Linked DNA regions of Homo sapiens: region 2 is linked to region 1. A link is an interaction called in ENCODE POLR2A ChIA-PET data of the cell type or tissue named here. Cell type or tissue: Panc1. All regions are shown on one strand. Links, peaks and the distances in the headings refer to the core of each region. The heading gives the core; the rest is flanking DNA.

Region 1 (8,059 bases), core at 2,155-6,154:
TGTATAATGCCATCGCAACAGTAAATGTTAGACTGTCCTGATAGAAATGAATTTCCTACCAGGAGGTTTATAACAAATATTCTCCCTCTACAGCATTATTTAAAGAGCATCACTGTTATAAACTCAATTACATTTTTAAAAAATTAAGCGTAAACATTCAATTTACATGTAAATGACATAGCTAATACATGTGGAGACCCATTTGTGTTACAAAATTCTCTCTGCATTTCTTGCTTTCATGAAACCCTTTTATATTAAACATTTTTAAAATTACAATGCAATTGACTCTTCCCAACACAATCCAGTTCAACTAAATTTTCCCAGCACAGAAGAGACCAAGACATTAGAGGACAAAATAACAGGTAAAATCCTGAGAGTAAGATAAATCTCTACAATAATTTTTCTTTAAATCCTCGGAGGCTTGAGACCTCTCTAGTTCATTTTTCCTGACAACACGAGCTAAGTTGGGGCATCAGTGGAGCCCAAAATGAGGCCGACAGCACCAAAACAAATTCATCAACAATGTTTTAATACTTTCTATATACCTGCCATGTAACCCAGGCATAAGAGAGACTGGAAAGGTACTGGAGAAAGTCCTTGTGCTGAGGCATTTGCTTGAGGTAGCAAGTCTAACCCCTGTAAAGCCAGCAGATACTTGAATTGTGAGTGAGGAGCAAGTCTTCCTGACTCTGATCTATGCTATAGAGTTCACACTGGGCGTATCCATGTCCCCAACATAACATGTACCTGGAAACTAGACCATAAAATGAATTCTCAAAGTAACATGAGAACACACGCATAAACTATTAAATCCATTTGAGCACATCTAAAATTCACTAAACATACTCTATAGCACAGTTATTAGGGCTACTCTAAAGATCAAATGAACCAATATACATAAAGTACTTAGCTCAAGAAATAACTCAGGTAAAACATGGTTGTGGCAGGAACAGTAAAAATTATTCTAACGAGGCCCCAAACTTTGAACTGTCACTGTCTCTTGTAAACCTGGGCCACATGCTAGCGCTCATCTCACATACCATCTTTTCTGCAGCTACTAAATTTTACAATCTTATGAATCTGAACAGGATAACTCATTTTCAAAAGGACCCCACCTTCTCCGTAAGTTGCTAAATGAGAAAATAAACATTGAGAACTAGATATCAAGTTAAAAACAGAAATGTCCATTGTGCTTTCTGCTTAGTATTTGACAAAAGCAGTATGTGAATTTGGCACCTAGTATTTCATGTAAACTCTTGTTGAGCAAATGTTTTGCATGGTGCATACAACTATCAATCTTAATACACAAAATCCACAAAGACCTGACTTAACCCTCATTTGTGTTTCAGAAGAATCTAGCATTGGGCCAAACTCACCATATGTCCCCCCAAAGTGTAGCCAGAGTTCATCACAGTGTTTTGTGCTGATGTCCATTTATTTTAAAGACTGAGTTACCATACTTCAGAGTTAGAAACTATTGAAAATGGAAACTTTTCCTATTCGACAATTTCAAATCAAATCCAAGTAATGGCATTCGTGTCTGCACCATCAATCGCACCATCGGCCCCACTGCACAGCTACCAACTGGCTCCTATGAAAAAGTCTCTTCCCCTCGTGTTCCTCACTCTCGCCAGGGCCACTTTTAATCTGTTCATCCAAAGGCAGCCTTTAGCAAGGAGCTGCAGAAAATCAGCCCACCGTGCTGCTCTTTGTAGCTTTCTCCAAAGCTCCTCTTACCAATGCCCCTACCCATGTTCATTTATCCAGTATAAGTCACTGGTCCAAACACTAAACTAAACTAAAATAAAATAAACCACCGACTATGTAAAAACAAAGCCAAGTAGTTATAAAAATTATTATTTTCAAGAGAATGAAGAAGCACCTACATTAAAGAAATGTAAGTCAATGGTAAGTACACAATAAAGCCACATCACAAAAGTTCTGTACCTTACAACAATCACTGATCAGTCTAGACAGTTTGTGCTCGAGCTCTTAAATACACAACAAAGAGTGCCAGGGAGTTTCAGGGGATTATCTCCACCAGAAATATGTGATACATTACACAGAGGCTCCCTTACCTCAGCTGCATATTTATCCAAAGAATCAAAAAATCATACACTTGATATCAAGGGAAACATAAATTAAGTACAAGAATTTCCCCCCTCTTCAAAGGACTTCTTTTGAAAAGCACAGAAGAAGTGAATTCACTTAAAACCCCAATCATAAATAAATAAGACATGCTAAGATCACATAATACTGTCCTAGAGTTACAAAAGTCTGAGGTATTTAAACAACCTGGTATAGAGTAGAGTTTAACTCATGCCTATTACGCTGTTTCACACTCTAATTTCTTCACACAAAAGAACGAAGGACCTAAAACACACACATGGACACACACACACACACACACACACAGACACACAGGGACATATACACATATGGAAACATATGCACACAATAGGTAGTAGAGAGAAAAGGAACTACTTACTTTTCTTCTTAAAAAGTTTAATTAAAGACTTAATCTTTGCATTAATGAAGACCACCATTTCCAGGGCACCTACATAGAGCTTAGAAATGTAAATCACATTAAAAGCTCAGCCCAGTAGGCAGGTGGCAAGCTTCGTCCTTCTGCTACAGATTCTAACTTTTTCTTCCCCCGGTCTCATATCCTTAGACATCTGCCCAGGCTGATGTAACTGAGGTTGAGTTTATTGTCAGGCAGTTACAAACCATTAACAGTCCTTGAACCTGAAAAACTCCTACTGAAACCTAATCTTTAAGGCTGAGAGCAGCCAGTGACATCGTGCGCTGAAAGAAAGAGAAAGCCAATCACGGTTCTTATTTGCATGACAGCCACATCAGGCTTTCTGCCTCAGTGCCCATTCATTCAGTTTTCTCTCCAACAGATCAGAAGTTCCTCCTCTCTGAGCCCACAAAAATAGTGCAGACTTTCCTCTACGGAAGTCAAGATGAAACAAATGTGTTCCCCATTTCATTAGGCCCCTATGAACACCCAGATCTTTTACAGGAGCTGCCAAGTCTGACAGCAATTCCAGTTAATTCAGGGTATATGGGATTTGAACTGATTTAGGGGGGAAAAAAACCAAACTATTGTTTCCCAACCACGCCCCAGGCTCTGCCTCCGATACCAAAGGAACTTGTACAAGCAGTAAAACTTTAGAATAGAATCTCCAAGGAGCTGCAAATGATGACTTGGTTGCATTTTTGTGCAAATTAGGATGCTCTGTCTTCTCACCCTTCTTTGCCAGTGATTGAGAATCAGCATTGTGTGTTCCAAAGCATGATCTTATTTGCATCTAGCTGCCACAACAATCAAGAAAAAAAAAAATCCACCAAAAAAAATACAACTTCCCCACTCCAAATGATAAATTAGATAAAGTACCCTAATCATTTTAATCTTTATTTTATATGTAATTGTCACTTAGGCTCCTGGTTTTCAGAATTCCATAATCGCCCTTCCCTCAATGTTGTCTCAAACAAACATTATCTGAGTTACTCTTTAACTTGAATCTACCATCCAGAGTGCTGGTTCTTTTGCCCATTGGCAATTAACCACAGAGAACTAGGGAAGCACAAGTAGAGACAGAGAAATCAGAAACAGAGTATAAGAAGGCACTGAAAAAACATATTCCAGGGGTAAAGGGATAGGAAAAAAGAGGAGAATATAGATCCGGAAATACTATGACAACGGAAAAAGGAAAAGAATCTTCCTCACATCTCAGCCCAGTTCCACTTCATGGCCAAACACTTTTGAAACAATTTAGACAACCTCTTATTTCATAGCTTTGGGCCAGACTTATAACTCAATGGAAAAATGTAATAATCCACTAATTCAAAACATTTAGTTTATAACAAAGGCTCTTAGTCAAAGAATAAAATTTATATAAGGGGCTCTGTCTAGGGAAAGCTTTGAAATGATTCCTTCTCAGGTCTTTTTATGCCCTTTATTTTTTCAACAACAACAAAACAAAAGAACACATAGGGGAAAGCTTTGAAATGATTCCTTCTCAGGTCTTTTTATGCCCTTTATTTTTTCAACAACAACAAAACAAAAGAACACATAGAAACGTTACCATCTTATCATACATATTATCACAGATTTCCAATTTGTGTTATTTCATTTTATATATAGCTTTATTTTAAAGTAATTAAATTGCCAGATGGCAAATGAGAAACGACTGAGCCTGTAAGTCAGATTATGTGGCTGCCTTAAATTAGCGGGCAAAGTTCCCCTTTGGAAAACAAATTTATCTGCAAGAGTGACCTCGCTCTGCTCATTGCATTAGACACAAGGAGAGTTGTGGGCAAAAACACTCATATGCACAATCCACAAGTGTTTGAGGTTAAGTGTCACCATGCAAATGTCCAGTGAAAACAGAAATTGTTCTTTCAAGAAACTCTGATTATGCTCAACCCTCCATAGCATGTAGCTTTCCATGTGCTCAACAATGGCATCTGAATATAGATTCGTTCATCAGAAAGATAAATACCAGGCACCGATGCTAACTGCTACTCTTTCATTTCATTGGGATACATCATTGGACAAAATAGGTGAGATCCCTGCCCTCATGGAGCTTAAATTATTTGACACTGAACTACAATTTTGTGGTATATTAGAAGGAGTTGAGTGCAACAGACAAAATAAAAAAGTTAAGCAACATAAAAGGGGGTTTGAGGGTGGCCAGGCTGCAGCATCGTAGGAGTCAGGGTGGTCCTCGTGAAAAGTCGAGATTTGAGCAAAACCTTGAAGGAGGCAATGGCAAGAAAACAAAACTGTGTAATGAATCTCACTGGCTCTCATTTTAAAGAGAGAGAGAGAGATTCCTCAGGCTGTGAGACACATTTCCATCCCCCAGGACTAGAGAAGTGCTCTTTCCTCTCAGAAAATGAACTGTAGGAAGAATCTTGCATGGGGTAATTTCCTTTCTCACTCAATATTAAGTGTGATATAAAGTGGCCGCAGTTGTTCCTCTGTATCCATTCCAGGATGCCCCTTGGATACAAAAATCCTTGGATGCTCCAGTCCCTGATATAAAATACTGTAGTATTTGCATGCAACCTATGCACATCTTCCCATATACTTTAAATCATCTCTACATTACTTATAGTACCTAATACAATGTAAATGCTACGTAAGTAGTTGTTATACTGTATTGGTTTAAAAATATGTATTTTTTTTATTGCTGCATTACTTTTATTGTGGTTTTTTCCCCAAATATTTTTGTTCCATGGTTGCTTGAATCCACGGAAGTGGAACCTGTGGATATGGAGAGCCAACTGTACTTGGTTACACACGAGTAAGTGGTAAACCTGGGGGAGAATGCAGGCTTCCATCCCGGCATCCTAGGATGTCTCATCCTCTGTGCATTATTCCACACTGCCACATAACACCATAAAATCCAGATCTCCAGGAAATAAACCAAATAAACTATCACATTTCTTGCGTTCTATATTAAGTTGTATTTTGAAAGCACTTATTAATTAGAAAGTTTACCCAATCAATTGCCAGCTCTTACTTTACATCCTTGATATGAGCATGAGCACAGGGAAATGTTTTCATCATATAATCTGCATGCCTCAATGCTGTGGTTGATGGAAGAGCCGTATTCTTCTGGAACTGTATTTTTTAATTGTTCAATTTATACGTGCAACAGAAAAGATATAAATCCATGGTACTTCTGATGCCTACTTCAGCCATATATGACAGTGGCGGAAAAAAAAAAAAAGTTTTTATAAAGATAGGGTACTATGTTGCCCGGCTGTTCTCAAACTCCTGGCCTCCAGCAATCCTCCCACCTCAGCTTCCCAAAGTGTTTGGATTACAAGCAAGGCCCATTGCACAGGGCAAAAAAAGAAAAAGAAATGTTCTAATGAACTAGACATGAAAAACTTGACACTAATGCATAATAGCGAAAAGCAGTCCCCCTCTGGAACCATCCTACCCAGGTTACCAGCCACTGACCAGAGGAGTGACCCCTCCATGCCTTGGTTTGCTCATCTGTAAAACGGGATAACAACAGTGTTTATATCACCAGGTCATGATGAAAACTAAGAGTTATTATTGATAAACTCCTTAGAACAGTACCTGGTATGTAAACATACGTAAGTGTATGTTAAATCAATGAATAAAATCTCAAGAGATAGCTTAGCAGCCTTCTGCTTAATAAAGGGCCATGCTTTCATGCAAGGGAATCAGTGTAGCAGACCCCATGGCTGTCTTCCTACTTGTCTCTGACTTAAACTGCCAACACCTCGAGTAATTGCTCTATACCCCCTGCTTCCAATTTATATCCACATACTATCTTTTCTATTGTCTAAGATTTTATTTCAATTTTTAAAAAATTCTCAGTGGTCATCGGTGAATTTCTGACTCCTACTAATGGTGTTTTTCTTTCTCCTCACCTTCCTAATGATCTTCTTAATCATATACTTCCAACCACCCAGCTCTTGATCCTCTTCATTGACACTGCAACACACTAGTTCCTCTCCTGCATATGATGGCTCCTTCTCCGAATTCCAACAAAGTCTAACCAAGCTTCAAAGATCTAGTCCTTAAGCCTTTGTCCTATGCTATTTACTTATTTCCCCTTGAAACTTGAATGGTTTTGTTAGTATAGAGCAGAAGTCAGCAAATTATGACCCTCTGGCCAAATCCGGCCATTAAATGATTTTTTTTAAAGTAAAAGAAGAAGACTATTTCATAACGTGAAAAGTACATGAAATTCAAATGTCAATGTCCAATAATAAAGTTGTAATGGAACACCACCACACCCATTTGTTCAAATATTAGTTGAAATATTGTCTAAGGCTGCTCTTGGGTTGTAACAGCAGGGTTGAGCGGCTACGACTAAGACTGTATGGTCCTCAAAACTGAAAATATTTACTACCTGGACCTTTAAGAGAAAAAGACGGCTGGCTCATGGCTTAAGCTACTGCCTTTAAACATCCTGCTCAACCTTCATTTCTATTATCTTCCATTTGTCTGCCCTCAGTTCCATTTGCTAACCTCTACTCAGATTTCACATTATCTCAAGTTCAACATATCTAATTTGAGACAATCTGCTTTGCCCCCCAAACTGTTTCTCAGGAACTATTTTTACATCTATTAGGACTATCATCTTTTTTTTTTCCTCCATGAACCAGACAGGTAAATTTAATCCCCAGTTAAAAAAGTAAAAACTGAGGCTGGATGTAATGGCTCACACCTGTAATCCCAGAGCTTTGGGAGGCTGAGGCAGGAGGACTGCTTGAGGCCAGGTGTTCAATACCAACCTAGGCAACCCAGAGAGACCCTATCCCCCCAAAAATACAAAAAAAATATTAGCCCGGTGTGGTGGTTCATGCCTGTAGTCCTAGCTACTCAGGAAGCTGAGGCAGGAAGATTGCTTAAGCCCAGAAGTTTGAGGTTGCAGTGAGCTATGATCATACCACTGCAATCCAGCCTGGGTGACAGAATGAGACCTTGTCTCTTAAAAGAAAGAGAGAGAGAGAGAAAGAGAGAGAGAACGTATTCGCTGCCTTGTGTTAGGTGTCCAGGTTAAAAATTAATCAAACATGATCATTGACCTTTGGAAGTTCACAGTCTAGTGGAAAAGACACACCCACACAGATAAAAATGATGATATAAAGATTAAGTCTAGCGAGAGAGAGATGATGGTGAAGTTCCTAGGTAAAATGATAACACACATCCACCTCATTTAAAGGACCACCTGCTATTAGAGTACAGAGAAGAGACTCTTGGGTAAAGCCCAGACCTGGGATGTGGGGAGATATGCTGAAACTTCGGTGAAAGCTCATGGGACAGCCCTGTGGGGAAAGGTGGTGGGGAAGATGGAGAGAGGCAGGGCAGGCCCGCAGGGTCTTGCTTGCCACCGTGGGTGAGTGGTAGGTGGTGGCAAGGGGGTCCCTGATGGAGGATCAGAGGGGAACCTGTAGGGCCAGTGCTGCATTTTAACTAGAACTCTGGTGTCAAATGACAAGTAGGTTTGAATAGGATTGACCAGAGGCGGGGAGAGAAAATGGTGCCACAATCCACACA
Region 2 (8,059 bases), core at 2,240-6,239, 820 kb after region 1:
ACAGCGAGAAAACCTCATTTTGACCCCCTATGATTCCATCTCCAACCTGACCAATCCATACTCCCCACTTCCTAAGCCCCTACCCACCAAATTATCTTTAAAAACTCTGATCCCTAATTGCTCAGGGAGACTGATTTGAGTAATAATAAAACTCCAGTCTCCCCCACAGCTGGCTCTGCGTGAATTACTCTTTGGCCATTGCAATTGCCCTGTCTTGATAAATCGGCTCTGTCTAGGCAGCAGGCAAGGTGAACCCATTGGGCAGTTACATTGTTTTTTCCTCCATTTGTTCCTGACATAAAAGAGAGTAAGTTATGAGTAAAATTCATGTATCTCTGCATTCTTTGAATGAAATCTGCAAACATGTAATTATTTGTTAGACCTCTGGCTGCGAATAGTACTCATATGAATGTTGTAATAAAGAAACAATTATTTGAATACAAAGTTCACACAAATAGAATATTTATAATATCCCAGGCAAGTTTGAGTTTCAGATTCCCTTTAAGTAGAATATATTATAAAAATTGTGAGAGGCAAGGATGAATATTCAGACAAGGGAGTTTAAAATTCTTCATGAGAATAAAGCAAATGATAGAAGAAAAATAATTTATGCTGAGATGAATAAAATGTATGTGGGCCAGCTTTTTAAAAAATCACAATTACTTTCTTATAAATTTAGAAATAAAGCCATTTAATCAACAGACTTAAAATGGATGTTATTTTAGACACAGAGAACTTATAAAGAGAATTTGGATTATGAAGTTACAAGCCAAAAAGATACAGAATTTAAAATGATACAGATTTCAATAAATAAGAAATGTGAAAACTAAATTATATAATATAGTAATAATAGTAAAACTTCATTAAGTTTAAATAATAAGTAAAAAATGACAGGGAGAAAAAATATTTGGTAAGAATATACAGAGAAGAATGTAAAAATCTTGTTAGAAAATTTCCACTTCTATCTGTGAGGCAGTAGGTTATATCGGCCTAAGCCCTCTCTTCTGACAAGGGACAAAGATTCTTTGCTTGGCTAAGCTTTAGTCAGGGTCCTGAACCTTCTCTTAGGCCTACCTGTGCACTTCCTTATAAAATCCAGTTTTAGAAAAGAACACTATTAAGTCATTTTACCAAGAACCCCCACCTTTAATATCTGATCACCTTTGATATATGATCAGGTTTCTTATCCCTCCCCTCCCACCACAGGTGATGTTTGATCACCCTGGCCTGTCTTCAGCAAGAATCCTGTTAGGTTGGTTTAGTCAGAATTCCCTTACCCCTGATGTTTTCTGCTAGTAATTTTTTTTTTCTTATCACAGACCCTCTACCCTATTTCTTAGCTATAAATTCCCACTTGCCCAGGCTGTATTTGGAATTGAGCCCAATCTTTCATACTACAAGACCCTGTTGCAGTGGTCCCTAAACATATGTTGCTGATCTTGAATAAAGTCTTCCTTACTGTGCTTTAACAAGTATCATTGAACAATCTTTTCTTTAACACAAGAATAACAAAAAAGCCTGTAAAAAGTATTTTTTAAAAAACAGCTTTTGGAGACATCTGAGAACAACTAAGACTGCTGCAATTAATGGTACAAATTCTGGAGTCAGGGGAAATGCATTGAGGTAAACCTCACATTCTTTGTGGGTTGTCCTTTCAAGCCATTTTTCAATATGTAAGTGGCCCAGGTGAGAGGAAAAGCAGAAGGAAAGGCCTAGAACAGTTAAGGCTCACAAGGCTGGGGAGGCAAAGGTTGGAGTTCAATACTAGTCATGTACTTGAGGATCCAAGACTGGAGAAAAGGGAATTGCAGAAAAGTGGGTTGGATATTCTGCAACTCTTTTTTTCCCTCGGGGAATCTGATTATTCCTGAGGTTCCAGTGTGAGAATATAAGCGATAAAGCAGAAAGTGGAAGCTAAGAGGCTGAGAAATCAAGCAGAACTTGAGATAGTTTCACAGTGTTTGAGAGAGACAAAAATTGAGTTCAGACATTTCCAAGGACCTCTTATATTTTAGTTAGTTCAGTCACTGATTGGATCAAGATGTGTAGCTTCTCTGTCTTTTAGAAAAAAAAAGTCATCTCTAAAAGAAGATATTATCCAGTGATCTTGTAACTCATCATACACAATGATTGGCATTAAGTAAAAAATTACCAGACATCCCAAGAGACAGGAAAAAAAATGGGCAAATACTAAAGCAGAAACAATAGATGGCCTATATATTAGAGTTATAAAGACAGAGGTTTTTTTTTTTTTTATTGAAACGGAGTCTCGCTCTGTGGCCCAGGCTAGAGTGCAGTGGCGCAATCTCGGCTCACTGCAACCTCCGCCTCCCAGGTTCATGCCATTCTCCTGCCTCAGCATCCCGAGTAGCTGGGACTACAGGCGCCCGCCACCACGCCCAGCTAATTTTTTGTATTTTTAGTAGAGACAGGGTTTCACCGTGTTAGCCAGGATGATCTCGATCTCCTGACCTTCCCGCCTCGGCCTCCCAAAGTGCTGGGATTACAGGCGTGAGCCACCATGCCCGGCCAAGACAGAGGCTTTTTAATGGTAATAATAGAGTTAAGAAAATAGATTTATAAATATAAAATTTTGCCACAGAACTGGAATCTATAAAAATGATCCAATGAAAGTTATAGTTGAGAAATACAAATAATCAAAATTAAGATCTCATCAGATGACTGAGGCAACAGGATCACTTGAGGCCAGGAATTTGAGACCAGCCTGGGCAACATTGTGAGAATTTTTTAAAAAATTTAAAAAACAGAAGAAAAGATCTCATCAGATGATCTAAACAGCATATTAGACAGTAAAAGAAAGGATTATGGGGCCGGGCACGGTGGCTCACGCCTGTAATCCCACACTTTGGGAGGCCGAGGCAGATGGATCACGAGGTCAGGAGATCGAGACCATCCTGGCTAACACAGTGAAACCCCGTCCCTACTAAAAAATACAAAAAATTAGCTGGGGGTGGTGGCGGGTGCCTGTAGTCCCAGCTACTTGGGAGGCTGAGGCAGGAGAATGGCGTGAACCTGGGAGGCAGAGCTTGCAGTGAGCCAAGATCACGCCACTGCACTCCAGCCTGAGTGACAGAGTGAGACTCTGTCTCAAAAAAAAAAAAAAAAAAAGAAAAGAAAGGATTATGGAACTGCTAAATAAGAAATATGAAATTAAAAAGATGAAAAATATAAGAGAAGAAGAGATATATGAAAAGTGGTGATAATTCTTACGTATGTGTAATTAGATCCCCAAAAGGAAACGAGAAAGAGAATGAGAGATAAACAATAATTGAAGGGATACTGGCTGAGAAGCTTCCAAAACTGACACAAGATATCAAGTCAAACATTCAAGAATCTCTATAAAACCCAAGCACATCAAGGTACCAAGGTGTGTACCTTGGTAAAACTGCTTAAAACCAAAGACAAAGAGAAAATGTTAAAAGCATCCAGAGGACAAAACACATTATTTCCAAGCAGAAACAAACTGATGAAAGCTAGATGACAATGGAAGACAATGGACTGATATTTTTAGCATACTAACCAACTTAGAATTCTATAAGCAGTGCAAACATCTGAAGGTAAAGACATTTTTTCCAGACAAAATATGAGTGTATTTGTTGCCAATAAATCCACATTAAAATTGATTGATGTAGCAATCTCTATAAATATTAGTTGATATAAATGAATAAACTAAAATGATGAATTCACAAATGGTAGTTAGCCTTTTTTTGAGTTTAAGAGATTAAAGCTTTGTTCAGGATATTAGATTGTCTTCCTTCCTTTTTTTTTTTTTTTTTTTTTGAGATGGAGTCTTGCTCTGTCACCCAGGCTGGAGTGCAATGGCGCGATCTCAGCTCACTGCAACCTCAGCCTGCTGGGTTCAAGAGATTCTCCTGCCTCAGCCCTCCAAGTAGCTGGGACTACAGGCACGCACCATCATGCCCGGCTAATGTTTTGTATTTTCAGTAGAGACGGGGTTTTACCATGTTGGCCAGGCTGGTCTCGAACTCCTGACCTCGTGATCTGCCCGCCTCGGCCTCCTAAAGTGCTGGGATTACAGGCATGAGCACCACACCCAGCCAATGTCTTTCTCCCTTTAAAATTTTTTTTTTTTTTTTTTTGCAGAGATGTGGTTTTGCCATGTTGCTCAGGCTGGTCTCAAAGTCCTGAGCTCAAGCGATCTGCCTGCTTTGGCCTCCTCAAGTTCTGGGATTATAGGTGTGAGCCACTGCACCCATCCTTCCTTTCTTTCTTTTTTTTTTGAGACAGGGTCTCATTCTGTCACTCAGGTTGGAGTGCAGTGGCATGACCACACCTCCTTTGTTAAAGGAGCAATATAAGGCTAGCTGTGGTGGTTTATACCACACCCCAGCACTTTGGGAGGCTGAGCTCAGAAGTCTGAGACCATCCTGGGCAACATAGGGAGAACCCATCTCTACAAAAAAAAATTCAAAAATTAGCTGGGCATGGTGGCATGTACCTGTGTACCAGCTATTTGGGAGGCTGAGGCAGGAGGATCACTTGAGCCTGGGAGGTCAAAGCTACAGTGAGCCATGATTGTGCCATCTGCACTCCAGCCTGGGTGGCAGAGTGAGACCCTGTCTCTAAAAAAATAAATAAGTAAAAGGAGCAACATGAGAACAAGTAAATCCTTTTAAATGAGTATTTCACATGAATTAATAAATGACTATTTATAGTATTTAACAATTACAACAGGAAATGAGACATTTAGAAAGGATTAGCAATACACAGCATAGTGAAGTGGATAAAAAGTAAAAAAAAAGTTATTAAAAATACATTTCTACTACTTTATAAATATTTAGCTTATGGCCATATATATATAAATAACTGAAATATCTCTTAATTTGTAGTGGTTATTGAATATGTATTTTATATCTTGTTTTAAATTATAATTTGTTAAAGTTATTAAAATCCAATGTGGTATTAAATTATTAACTCTTTAAAATAAATATTAGTGCCTGGTTTCTAACTTCTCTTTCCCTTAAATAAAAGTTACTTAAGTAACTTCTAAGTGGTGACTAAGCCTATATGTTTTCTAAAATTTTGTATGACACATAGGTCCTAATTCATCAATTTGGGAGTAGACAATTACATTATATTCTTACTCATATTATCGATTTTGAGCACTAATCTATTCTTCCTTTAGGTTTCTGTTTCCAAATAATTTCTGGAAACCACAAGGAATATTTACAAAATCAGTGAGACAATTGCCTTCCTTGCTAGCTCGTTATGAGTTGATATTTTCAGTCCTAGAGGAACACAACTGTTGCCAGTGAACTCAAGTTTCCTTCACTAAAATATTACCATCACCAAAAATCCAAATTCATGGGACTGGGTTGGAGACGAGACACTGGAAATCAAATGGGTTCCTTTTTATTTCGATTATCATTTACTTAATTTGTAAAACTCCACTTTTGGGGAATTTTCTGTAGGCAGAAAATTTTCTAAGCATATAATCTCATTTTTTTTTTTTACCAACCTAGAGGTGAGCAGTGTGATTGTTCCCATTTTCAAAAGACAAATCTGTGGCAGAGACAAGTTATCAACTTGCTCAAGACTTTCTAGCTCTGCACTGGTACAGACATGATTCTCACTCAACAAGGTGACTTCAGAGTCTATATCTCTCCCATGCTACATAGGCACAAGTCATTGGGTAACACTTCTAAGAAAGCTCTTCTGCCCTTTCCCACTTTCTCCTTCTTCTTACCTGAAGCAGATGTATTTGTTAGAGCTACAGTGGCCATATTCCACTCTAAGGCAACTGTGAAGATGAAAGCCATGGGCTTGGGACAGCACAGCAGAGAAGTAAAAGGAACCTAGATCCCTGTTAATGTCATGCACCTGCTTGCTAGGCCTGAAATACTCACCTCCAGACATCCATGTTCTTTCAGACACTATTATTTGGGTTTTCTACCTTATCCAATGGATTGAATCCTGATACTAGCCTGTCAGTGTAGAAGTGCCCCGGGGTTCCGTCACTGGACCTTGCTATTGTCTGAATGTTGGTGTCCCCTACAAAATTCAGGTGTTGTAATTCTAACCCCCAAGATGATGGCATTAGGAGATGGGGCCTTTTGGAGGTGAATGGGTCATGAAGGTAGAGCCTTCATGAATGGGATTCGTGCCCTTACAAAAGAGGCTCCAGAGAGTTGCCTTGTGCCTTCTACCATATGAAGATAAAGTGAGAAGTCACCATCTGTGAATCAGAAAATGGGCTCTGACCAGATACTGAATCTGCTGATGTCTTGATCTTGGGTCTCCCGGCCTCCAGAACTATAAGAAGTACATTTCAGTTGTTTATAAAATACCCAGTCTATGGTACTTTGTTATAGCAGCCCACATGGGCTATGACTGAGCTCTCCTTTTTTTTTTTTTTTTTAATCTATGGAGACTTCATATACAGAGACTTCTGAAAACTTTTACATTTATGTCTCTAGCCCAGACTACTCTCTCTTTTTTTTTTTTTTTTTTTTTTGAGATGGAGTCTGTTGCCCAGGCTGGAGTGCAGTGGCACAATCTTGGCCCACTGCAAGCTCCACCTCCCGGGTTCACACCATTCTCCTGCCTCAACCTCTCAAGTAGCTGGGACTACAGTTTCCCACCACCACGCCTGGCTAATTTTTTTGTATTTTTAGTAGAGACAGGGTTTCATTGTGTTAGCCAGGATGGTCTCGATCTCCTGACCTCGTGATCCGCCTGCCTCGGTCTCCCAAAGTGCTGGGATTACAGGCATGAGCCACTGCGCCCAGCCTCTCAGACTACTCTCTTGAACTACAGATTCATTAATTTTTTTTTTTTTAAGATAGGCAGAGTTTTACTATGTTGCCCAGGCTGGAGTGCAGTAGCTATTCACAGGCACCATCATAGCACATTAAAGCCTTGCACTCCTGGCCTCCAGCAATCGTCCCACTTCATCCTTCTGAGCTGCGACTACAGGTGCACCACCATGCCTGACTTCACAGCCTATTGACATCTCTGCTTCGGCATTATCACTGCTGGGTTGCACTGCTATAACAGAATACCACAGAGTGGGTAATTTATAAAGAACAGGCATTTATTTCACACCGTCCTGGAGGCTGAGAAGATCAAGATCAACACCCTGGCATCTGATGAGGGCTTTCTTGTTGCATCCTCACATGGCAGAAGGTAGAAGGGCAAGGGTTGGGGGGACAAGTGTTGTGTCCTCACACTGGCAGAAGAGCAGAAGAGAGTGAACCCACTCCTGCCAGCCCTTTCCATAGTGACATTAATCCATTATTAATCCATTCATAAAAGCAGAGCCTTCATGAACTAAACACCTCCCATTAGGCCCCACCTCCCTTCTAAAGAAATTCCTCCTCCAGTCTTCCCCATTATAGAAAATGGCAACTCCATCCTTTAGTTACTCAGATCAAAAATTTGGACTCATGCCTGACTCCTCTCTTCCTTTTCCATCCCACATCTGATCCAACACAAAAGTCCCATTAGTTCTATCCTCAATACGGTGCAGAGTTCAACCACCTCTCATCCAAATTATCTTAGTAACAACTGCCTTCCCGGCCACTCCCCTAAAATATCGATGCCTCCCCAGCCCAGCTTTATATCCCCCTTGTTCCTTCTTTTTCTGTAGAAAAAACACACTGCACATTTTCTGTACATTTTACTTATTTGCTGTGTTTATTCTTTGTCTCCTCCTCTTGCCTGTATGTTGCATGGGGGCAGGCATTTTCGCTGGGTTTTCCCTGCTGTTGAATCCCCCATAAACAGATGCTAATTGAATAGTGGCTTCCCCAGGACAGAGGCCCATGGGGCTATCAATTTTCTAAATGTCCATTTCCCTAAATCCCTTTATCTCTTTTGGATCTGTCCTCATTTTAAAATAAGAAACTAGCATTTCTGTGAACTGACTAGGAATAATTTCAATTGTCATTTCAGTAAGAAGTTTCATTTTGGACCAGTGACTATGATTATCCTTCCTTAAATACATAGGAAATCATTTTGTTGGTGTTGACATTGCACGAGATGAAGAAGGGATGGGGCTCAGTGTGTGGTTTGGGCT

What was found. Peaks named below come from ENCODE experiments on the same cell type or tissue, not always from the same donor. Only the 100,000 strongest peaks of a DNase experiment are listed, where the experiment ranks them.
Region 2: POLR2A ChIA-PET joins it to region 1 with 11 read pairs; 2 of 35 experiments call an interaction of 5 or more read pairs at or near these places.

The regions. Positions count from the first base shown.
Region 1 is chr6:138,496,745-138,504,803 of GRCh38, forward strand. It overlaps NHSL1 (NHS like 1), which reads right to left and starts at 2,750. Exons shown (of 8, transcript NM_001144060.2): 1 at 2,489-2,750. The coding sequence starts at 2,546. In Panc1, for the core only: no CTCF peak of the experiment used is centred there; no DNase peak of the experiment used is centred there; H3K27ac peaks cover 492 bases.
Region 2 is chr6:139,315,160-139,323,218 of GRCh38, forward strand. It overlaps a transcript of TXLNB not described here. Among named protein-coding and RNA genes, the nearest start is that of TXLNB, 27 kb to the left of the region's middle. In Panc1, for the core only: no CTCF peak of the experiment used is centred there; no DNase peak of the experiment used is centred there.